2 separate regions of the Homo sapiens genome follow, and region 1 is linked to region 2. The links are chromatin loops, found by intact Hi-C in ENCODE. Cell type or tissue: K562. All regions are shown on one strand. Links, peaks and the distances in the headings refer to the core of each region. The heading gives the core; the rest is flanking DNA.

Region 1 (4,387 bases), core at 113-4,112, 55 kb after region 2:
ACTCTCCCTCAGAACCCAGAGCACCTGGCATGCCAGGGCCCTTTTCAGAGAATGGCAGGATGCCATGGGAGCCTGAGCTGGGCAGTTCTGGAAACTGACTCAGGATATTCAGCCCAAGGACTGGCCTTCACCCCCTATGGAAATCCAGAGACCAACTAAGGATGTTGACCTTGGCCTGACCTTCCATTCTGGCCCCATTTCCCCAAATCACAACTGAGTCCCCCAAACCTCAATATATCCTGGTCACCTCTGCCCTAAATTCAGTCTTGATGTCCCCTCTGCAGAGCCTGCCTGGAGGGCCTGTGGAAAGGGCAGCCTGGGGGGTCTCAGATCCAGGTGAATTGGGAAACCCATGCTCATGGCTTTGTCCACAGTCTTCCTGGGCTGGAGGACAAGAGTGACACGTATGGGGAAGGGGTTTGTGTCTCACTTCCCCATCTACCTCTGTCACTGTGGGATGAGGAGTCCTAATGTCCCACATCTTACAGTAATAGCCTCGTCCCCAGCCTGGGCCCTGTTGATGGCCAGGGTGGTCCTGTTCCCTGAGTTTGAGCCAGAGAATCTCAGAGATCCCTGAAGGCCGCCTGCTATCCCCATAGATGACCCACACAGGGGCCTGTCCTGGCTTCTGCTGGTACCATTAAGCACTTTTACTTCCAATACTGTTTTCCCTACAGGTGATCCTAGTCATCTGTCCTGGAGCTACTGACACTGAGGGTGGCTGTGTCAGCTCACAGGAGGTGACAGAGCCTGCAAGAAGGAAAGGGGAGATAAAAAATTTGAAACTGAGAGGCTCAACCCCAGGATATCTTGCTACTTGCCAGGGCTGGAGTGAGCCCCAGGAATAAAAGAGCTCTCAGGGCACCCATGAGCACAGGAGCACAGAGTGGGGGCATTTCAGCCCAACCAGCCCCTCCCCCTGCAGCAGGGTCACGAGCATCCTGCCCACCACACACAGGGCCCTGCTGAGCTCAGACTGATGGCCAGGCTGAACCTGGAGGCCTGGGGCTGGGCAGGTGGGTGAGACCCTGGGGGCAGCACCTGGGCAGTGAGTCAGGAGACCAAGGAAAAGAGGGGCCAGGCCATGGCTGAAGTGCCTCCAATGCTGCTTCTCAAGTCTGAGGCTGGGCAGGCTCCTCCCAGGTCTCTCTTAACCCCTTGTTGGAGAGAACAGCCCGTGATGCCAATCAGCAGAGTCAGGGGCTGCTGCTGGAGGAGCTTTGTGGTTTCCAGAAGGACTCAGCCCCAAGGGACCCAAAGAGGTTAGGGGTGGCCTTGCCCTCCCACCCTTTGCCCACAGGATCTCCTTTATCAATTGATTCCATATTCTCTGCAGACATCTCCACATCACACTGTGCTCAGCCTCATTCCTGGGCTCACTTGGTCACAGCAGAGCTCAGAGGTGACTTTGTATTTCCTAAGGAATATGAAGTCCTTCATATGGGATGATCTTTGATCTGGTCCAGGAGGTGATCATAGAGTCATGCTGGTAACTGTGGAATTATCTGGGGTCCCCAGTCCCCTCCTCCATTCTATCCTGGCTCAGGAGGGCAGTGCTTAATTTTGGTCTAGGCCTCTCAGTGTGTCCTGATCATAAATATTTTATGTTAGAGAGGAGATTTCTGTTGCAGGTCTAAATATATTTTTAGATGTTACTTTCCAGAACCCAATGCAGGTTCCCTCTTCATCTCCACTGTGCAGATGATAACACACACCTTGGAAAGGTGCAGGTCCCACCGCAGGGCACAGCTCCTGAGTGGTAGAGGACAATGGAATTTCTTATTTGTCAAGTGCACACAGAGTGCTGGAAGATCCATGAGGTGATGGAAGTTTCTGCCTTGGCTGCAAGCTCCTGGGTAGGTCATAGCTGCTGTGCCTCAGTATCTCCAGGATGCTGTCAGGATCAGAGACAGATGAGAAGGCGAAGGAAATGTTTGCTCCATGAGAGAATGAGAGGGGGCTGCAAACTCCAAGACCCCCAGAAGTGAATGTTTATTATAACTAAGTTGTCGTCAGTTGTTGGGGAAAATGTATCAATGATTAAGAACTTAAGTCAACTAAAGGTTAATGAGCAACTATTTTGTGACTCACCAGGAAATCAAGAGCCATGATTTGGCAGCTTCCCCAGGAGAGAGTCCGGAAAGACCAGGGACAATGAAAGTGGAGGAGCAGCCAGGAAAGGAGAAGCCACTGTGTCTGCAGGACAGGGGCTCCCAGAGCAAAGGGGAGATAAAGGGGACACCTGTGACCTCAGGGAGGACACTGCACATGGCAGGGACACCATTTTAGCACAACTGGGTGTGTGAGGAGAGGGCACTGTGAGAAGTCAAGTGCCTGGAGCTGTGGCAGAGAAAGAGGCAGCATCTGCAAGAGCTGAAGGTAAAATCCTATTCTAGAATTTCTACATGAGTGTCAAGTACACAAGGACAATACTCTATGAAAATAAAGACCCTTTCATTCCAGGTGTGAGATCATGGTCACTGGCTCCTGCTGCATGTCAGCGTCTCCCTGTCACCCAGGCCCGCCCCATCGCCAGGTGGCTTTGCCAGGTAACTCTCTGCTTCCCCCTGGTGGCCGCTCCACACTGTGGGCTGGGGGCTCAGGGACTTCCTGGGTCTAGGTGTGGATTCAGAACCTGCTGTTCAGGTCCCTGATGCCCTGATCCGAGGACTGCTGGTCCCAGGGGAGGAACACCTCTTCTCTGTGTGGCCCCTGCCTGACTCAAGATCAGGTACAAGGGGCTCAGCTTACCCAATAAAATACAAAAGTATATATGTAGAAACACTGAAATCAAACCCGCATCATATTGGAGAAGAGTAACCTGTAAGAGGCAGTGTTGGGGAAGAGCTGGCTCAACGCCCTGTGGTGAAGAGTCTTTTGTGTGTGGGGATCTGAGAGGACAGCAGAAACCTGAGGGAACCCGGGACTCAGATCAGTCCGTGTCTGATGTGATAGCGTCTTGTAAATGAAGAGCAAGGGGCAGATGTGTGGTGCAGTCAGGTGTAAGAAGGAGAATTTCCTGTTTATGCTCAGGTGATCTGTGAGGGGCTGGGCACACACACTCCTTGGTGGTCTACAGGATGCAGCTGCTGATGCTGGAACTAATTAGACACAGGTGGGCTCAGGCAGGCCCTTCAACTGTCCCTGCTTACCTGGGGCTGGAGCCACTAGGGGGTGGTGGCTAAACTGCTTCAGCCGTCCTCCCAGTGCCCGCCTTGCAGCCTTGGGGAAATTAAGCTTCTGTCACTTCCATTGATCCTGGGTCATGCTCAATGCACCCAGAACAAACAGATTGACCATTTACTGGAAAGTTCTCTGGGAGCTCCCCACTTAACTCAGCCATGAAGAGCGCATGATGGGGCACCCCTTTCAGGGGCCAACTTGTTGTTCCCAGGCTCTTACCCCAGAGGAAGACAAAGCCCTTGGCATAGCTGGGGTGTCTGCTGTACTGGTGGGTAGGTGTCTGCAGAGAACAGGTTTCCTTGAATGTCACCATTCTTCACACACCTTCACATGTGACAGCAATGCATCAGTAACATTTTTTGACTCATCAATCTTGATAGAGAAGCAGCTGTTTGCCAGGTTATTACACAAAAACCTTTGTGCAACATTTGCTGTGCCTTCCATGTGCTGACTCATCACATGTGGCAGTGTGGTCTTTCCCATGCCCCTTCCTGCTCCTGGTACAGGCCTTGTTCCTTCCACACCATGGCATCACTAGTTCCTCACCAACCCTGTTTTGTTCCTGCTCTCGGCAAAGCCTTCTGCTACTAATTAACCTGCTTCCTCAGCCTGTTCTCTCAAAGTCACTTTGTGTACCAGAGTTTTGACCTCAGTTTACTGTGAGGGTCAATGGCTGTTAAAAATCATCCTCTCCTTCACCTGTGTAATGGCCGTGATTGGCAGTGAAGGGCTTCTTCTTACAGAGCACCTGCTGAGTGCTAGTGTCTGGTTGGTGGAGATTCAGTGCTGGAAATTCCATCTGCAGAATAAACAGTTCCCTCAACTTCTAAATCCATCGATAGGTCCTGCCCACACACACACATCGGTGGGCAGGGCCATCATCAGCTGCTGTCTTCCTTCTATCAACTCAGTGCCCAAAAGTCATAATACCCTTCACCTTGATGGTGAAAACATCAAATGGACTCATCACTTGAGCAAGGTCCTACTGCACGCAATGAACCTGGTCCAACGGTGCATGAGAAACTTGAGCTTTTCTTGTGGAACTTTTGGTAAAGTGTTTCATAAGCCTTGGGTTGCAAGCAATACTGTTTGAAAAATGTTGGATCAGAGAGAAATAGCAACCAAGTATCAGCATGGGAAACTTAAGCGTCCTGGCTGGGAAGGAAATTAAACAACTGTAAGAGACATTCTTGTGCAATTGGGA
Region 2 (4,387 bases), core at 66-4,065:
AGAGGGCAGGTGAGAATGAGAGGCAGGCCGAGGTGGGACAGTACTGTGGCTAGTCCCTATCTCTCTGTGTTACTATGAGTCCCTGCCAGCTGCTCCCACTGTTATTATCTGCAGTATAGTAATAGTCAGCCTTGTCGCGGGCCTGGGCCCCACTAATGGTCATGGTGGCCATGTTCCTTGATTTGGAGCCTAAGAATTGGGCAGAGGTCCCTGAGGGTCACTTGCTGTTATACCAGATTACAAGCACCGAGGCCTGGCCTGGCATCTGCTGGTTCCTAAGTGTATGTTTATCCTGAGTTTATCTCCAGAGCATGTGATCATGGTTGTCAGTCTCAGGGCCACCAAGACTGAGAGCAGCTGTCTCTGTATGTAGGAGGCACAGGCTGAGAGGAGAGGAGAGCAGAGGAGAGGAGAGGAGAGGAGAGGAGAGGAGAGGAGAGGAGAGGAGAGGAGAGGAGGGCTTGAGGATGAAAGGCCCCTTTACAGAAGGTCCCAACCCAGAGCTGAAGTCAGGGTTTGGGAGGCCAATTACAGTGTCATATATTGAGTGGTTTAATGGAGGGTCTTTCACCCTTTGTAAAATGTCTTTTAAAATATTTTCACATTCCTGCCTTATAAATTTTTCACAATTGAAAGAATGTTTCCTCTCTCAATATAAAAATACATTTTTCTCAGTGTTGCTGAAACCTTAACTGGGTAGCAAGATGTGGTTGAGGGGATCCCAGGGTAGGTGGGGACCAAGGATTGGCATTTTATGGCCAATGACACTGTGGTTTGGTTGCCATAATGCATAACTGAGCCAACAAGGAATCAAAATAATCAGACAAGATCGTGGGTGTGGTTTAGGTGGTCCTAGTGTCCCAGACTGGAAGCACGTGAGCAGCCCCCCCCCCTACTTATTTTGTTTTGAATGAGCAGAAAACACCATTTGAGAAAGACTGCGAGGGCTCCTGAGCCTTGGCAGAGGCTCTGTGTGATTGTGGCCACAGAGCTCACCACGAGACTCAAGTTGCTGATATGCTGGATTTCGTCTGAAACACAGTCCCGGGTGGCCATTTTAGGCAGCTCCCCAATCACACGGCAGGGATGTATTTGTGACTTGAGGGATTAGGTTACGAGGGCCAAGTAAGTTGCGTGAAGAGTTGGCCAAACAGACATGACCCAAGCCCTGCACCATGCCTTCCTCTCACCCTACAGCCTTGGCCTCCAGAGTGGCTCCCTGAGATCAGCTGCCTAGTAGGAGGCAATTAGGCTGGGGTTACAGATGTTTCTGCAGGACATGCATCCACCACTGGTGTGAACGGTGCTAGTACTCCACCTGGCCTCTGAGAATCCCTGAACAGCAGTGGTGGAAGAACATTCTCCTTAAAGCAGAATTTTAAGCAGTGTAATTGGCTCATGTCACCTGCAAAGAGATGGGCAGAGGTTCCTAATTCATGGGCTGTGACTCAGGGTCCTGGAATATGGTCAAGGATGTTCAGGAACTTGGGAGAGATACAACAGGAATACTGATCACAAATATGTCAGGGGGAGAGATGTGTGAGTAGACCTCCTCCAGTGGGCAAAAAGCATGAGAATTTTTTTCCATATATAAATACTCACTAAGTCTTCTGTGAAAATGAAGTGATTTTGCTAATCAGGTGAGTAGGGTGACCTGTTCTATGGACACCAGGCAGCCTCCGTCAACCACTCCTGTCATTGTCCAACAGACTCCAAAAAAATGTGGCCATGGTGGCAGGGATAGAGGCTGATAATGGGCTCATCAATGTGAATTTCCACTAACTGGAGCTGGCCTGGCTGAAGCCACTGCTGGGTGACAATCTGTCAACAGCAGAGACCAACACAGGCATCCCTATAGGATGACCTTCTCTGTGGAAAACAGCCAGGGGCCTGCTTGATATTAATTTCATTAGAGCTCTTCCATCATGGGAGAGACAGCTCTTTTTCCTTACTAGCATTGGCATGTACAGAGGATTTGCTTTCATTGACAGCAATGCTTCTGCCAAAACTGTTATCTCTGGATTACAGAATGATGCACCCATCACGATGGTATTCCACAGGAGGTTCTGACCAAGGAACTCGTTTCACCGCAAATAAAGGGCTATGGGCCTTTTCTCCTGGCATTCAAGATTCTTACTCTTGTCCCCAACATTCTGAGACATGTGGCTTATATGAATGGTTTAATGACTGCATGGAGACTCCATTACTGCACCAGGCAAGTGGCAAGTATGTGTAGGGTTGGGCAATGTCTTCCAGGATGGGGCATGTGCTGTGCATCAGTGCCCAATAGATGGTGCTGTTTCTCCCACAGTCAGGATCCACGAGTCCAGAATCAAGGAGTAAATTGTAGTGGCTCCACTCAAAAATGCCTTTAGTGATCCATCAGCAAAAATTTGACATTCTCTCATCCCGACCTCAGGCTCTGTGGGTCTAGAGGTCTTAGGTGCACTGGAGGAATGCTTTCCCAGAGGATACAACAATGACTGCACTGAACTGAGACCTGAGAGTTCCCCACATCCCTCTGGACATGCCTGCATGGATGTCTCCCTGTGTCTGTCTTTCCAGTCAGACCCTCCATCAACAACTCAAACCCCAGGCAAAGAAACACAGGACTGCCAGGCCTGCCAGGCACAAATCCACTGCAGACTGACTCCTTTGCAGCGCCTGCCTGGAGGGCTGGAGGGAAGGGCAGCCTGGGGGTTCAAATTTGGGTGAATTTGGCCAAGCCTGCTCATGGCTTTGTCCACAGTCCTCCTGGGGCAGAAGGAAGGGGATGAAATAGAGGGGGAGGGGTTTATGTTTCACTTCCCTGTCTCCTTGTGTCACTGTGGGATAAGTACCACTGCTGTCTGCTGATAGACAGTAATAGTCAGCCTCGTCTTCTGCCTGGACTCCACTGATGGTCAATGTGACTATTGTCCCTGAGCTGGAGCCAGAGAATCGCTCAGGGATCCCTGAGGGCCTCTCGCTGTCTTTATATATCACCAGCACAGGGAACTGGCCTGGCTTCTGCTGGTACCAATAAGCATATTTTTTTGGCAATGCTTCTCCAGAGCAGGTGATCCTGGCCATCTGTCCTAGGGACACTGACACCGAGGGTGGCTGTGTCAGCTCATAGGAGGCCTCAGAGCCTGCAAGGAAGAACAAGAGAGGGGGCTTGAAGACAAAGGACCCATTTCCAGGAGTCCCACCCAGAGGCTGTGTCTGGGCTTTGCTCAGGATTCAGGTCAGGCTCAACTTGGAATCTGTGGGGACTGAGCCTGGGGAAGGGCCTGGGGTCAGCACCTGTGCAGAGAGTGAGGAGGGGGAGCAGGAGAGGGATCCAGGCCATGGTGAGATTCCCAGAGCTGTGCCTCCTGGACCCACAGAACAGTTGGGCTCCGCAGGCCTCTCTTATTCCCTCTCAGGCTTTCGGGGGCAGTCAGTGTTAAGCGTTTATGCAAATTTACATCCTCTGTGGCTCTTCCTGGAGAGATGTCTCTCAAACCAGCTGTGAGGGCAGCACAGGCAACAGGAGGAACAAGCAGGGTCTCTGGTTAGAAAATCAGCTGCAGCCTTCAAGCCCTGTGATCATAGACCTTTGTGGGAATTAACCTCATGACCACTGTCCCAAACCTCGCTGACCTGGGGTCTGTCCTGGGCCAGGCTCAGCAGAGCTGTGGACCTTCCAGGAGGTTGGCCATGGGGCTGAGCTGGGCTCTGTGGAGAGATCATGATGACACCTGACTCAGCAGCAGGTGGCCCAGGGACCCATGATCTTCCTCCTCCTGGTCCCTCAGACTCAGTCCCCTCTTGTTCATTTCATCTAAATGCTGTGCTGTGTCATTAGGACACTTGCTGATTATTCAGTGGGAATATTTGGGTCATTTAAGCAACCACACACCCCTGTGGAGTCAACATGGCATCTGGTCTCATTTCAGTCGTGGTGCTGCTCCTGCTACATCACCCCTCATTGCCACAAGAGATTAGCAATCAGCACCGTCAACTTGTCTGTTATTTATTCATGTTTTTCTCATCAATATTTTATGTAAACTTGCAAAAAGCAGCAGAAAACCACACTGGACTGAGAATCTAACGTTAGGTCCATGGTCTCTGTAAGGGTCCCAGGGTCATGGTCTCTGCACAGCATGTGAGCTCCAGAGATTGGGTGGTCCCTGGTTACTCCAGCCAGGCCCCTGCTCAGTGTCCTGTCACTGAGCGTGGACAGCACCATGGTCAGAGCTGTGGCCTGAGGCAGGTGAGAAGCCCTGTCCCTCTGAAGAGTGTCTCCTGAAGGAGGCTGGGGATGCCCATCCAGGGCCAGGGTCCCAAATGCCCCACCACACCCACCCGAGACTCCCCTGAGTACAGGAGCTGCCCCCTGAGTCAGAGTCCGCCTGGAGCTGGA

The links. A loop is a pair of places that touch in the nucleus more often than their neighbours do. Peaks named below come from ENCODE experiments on the same cell type or tissue, not always from the same donor. Only the 100,000 strongest peaks of a DNase experiment are listed, where the experiment ranks them.
Region 1: it touches region 2 in a loop (2.8-fold over the local background); 7 of 110 quality-filtered maps call a loop at or near these places.

The regions. Positions count from the first base shown.
Region 1 is chr22:22,691,139-22,695,525 of GRCh38, reverse strand. It overlaps LOC112267890 (a long non-coding RNA gene), which reads left to right and starts at 1,512. Exons shown (of 3, transcript XR_001755447.1): 1 at 1,512-1,856; 2 at 2,095-2,379; 3 at 2,449-2,770. It also overlaps IGL and the pseudogene IGLV3-24. RefSeq lists an enhancer at 2,651-2,700. In K562, for the core only: no CTCF peak of the experiment used is centred there; DNase peaks (open chromatin) are centred at 2,555 and 3,189; H3K27me3 peaks cover 859 bases.
Region 2 is chr22:22,746,365-22,750,751 of GRCh38, reverse strand. It overlaps IGL and IGLV3-16. Among named protein-coding and RNA genes, the nearest start is that of LL22NC03-102D1.18, 37 kb to the right of the region's middle. RefSeq lists an enhancer at 4,070-4,387. In K562, for the core only: no CTCF peak of the experiment used is centred there; DNase peaks (open chromatin) are centred at 375, 921, 1,221, 2,251 and 1 weaker place; H3K27me3 peaks cover 83 bases.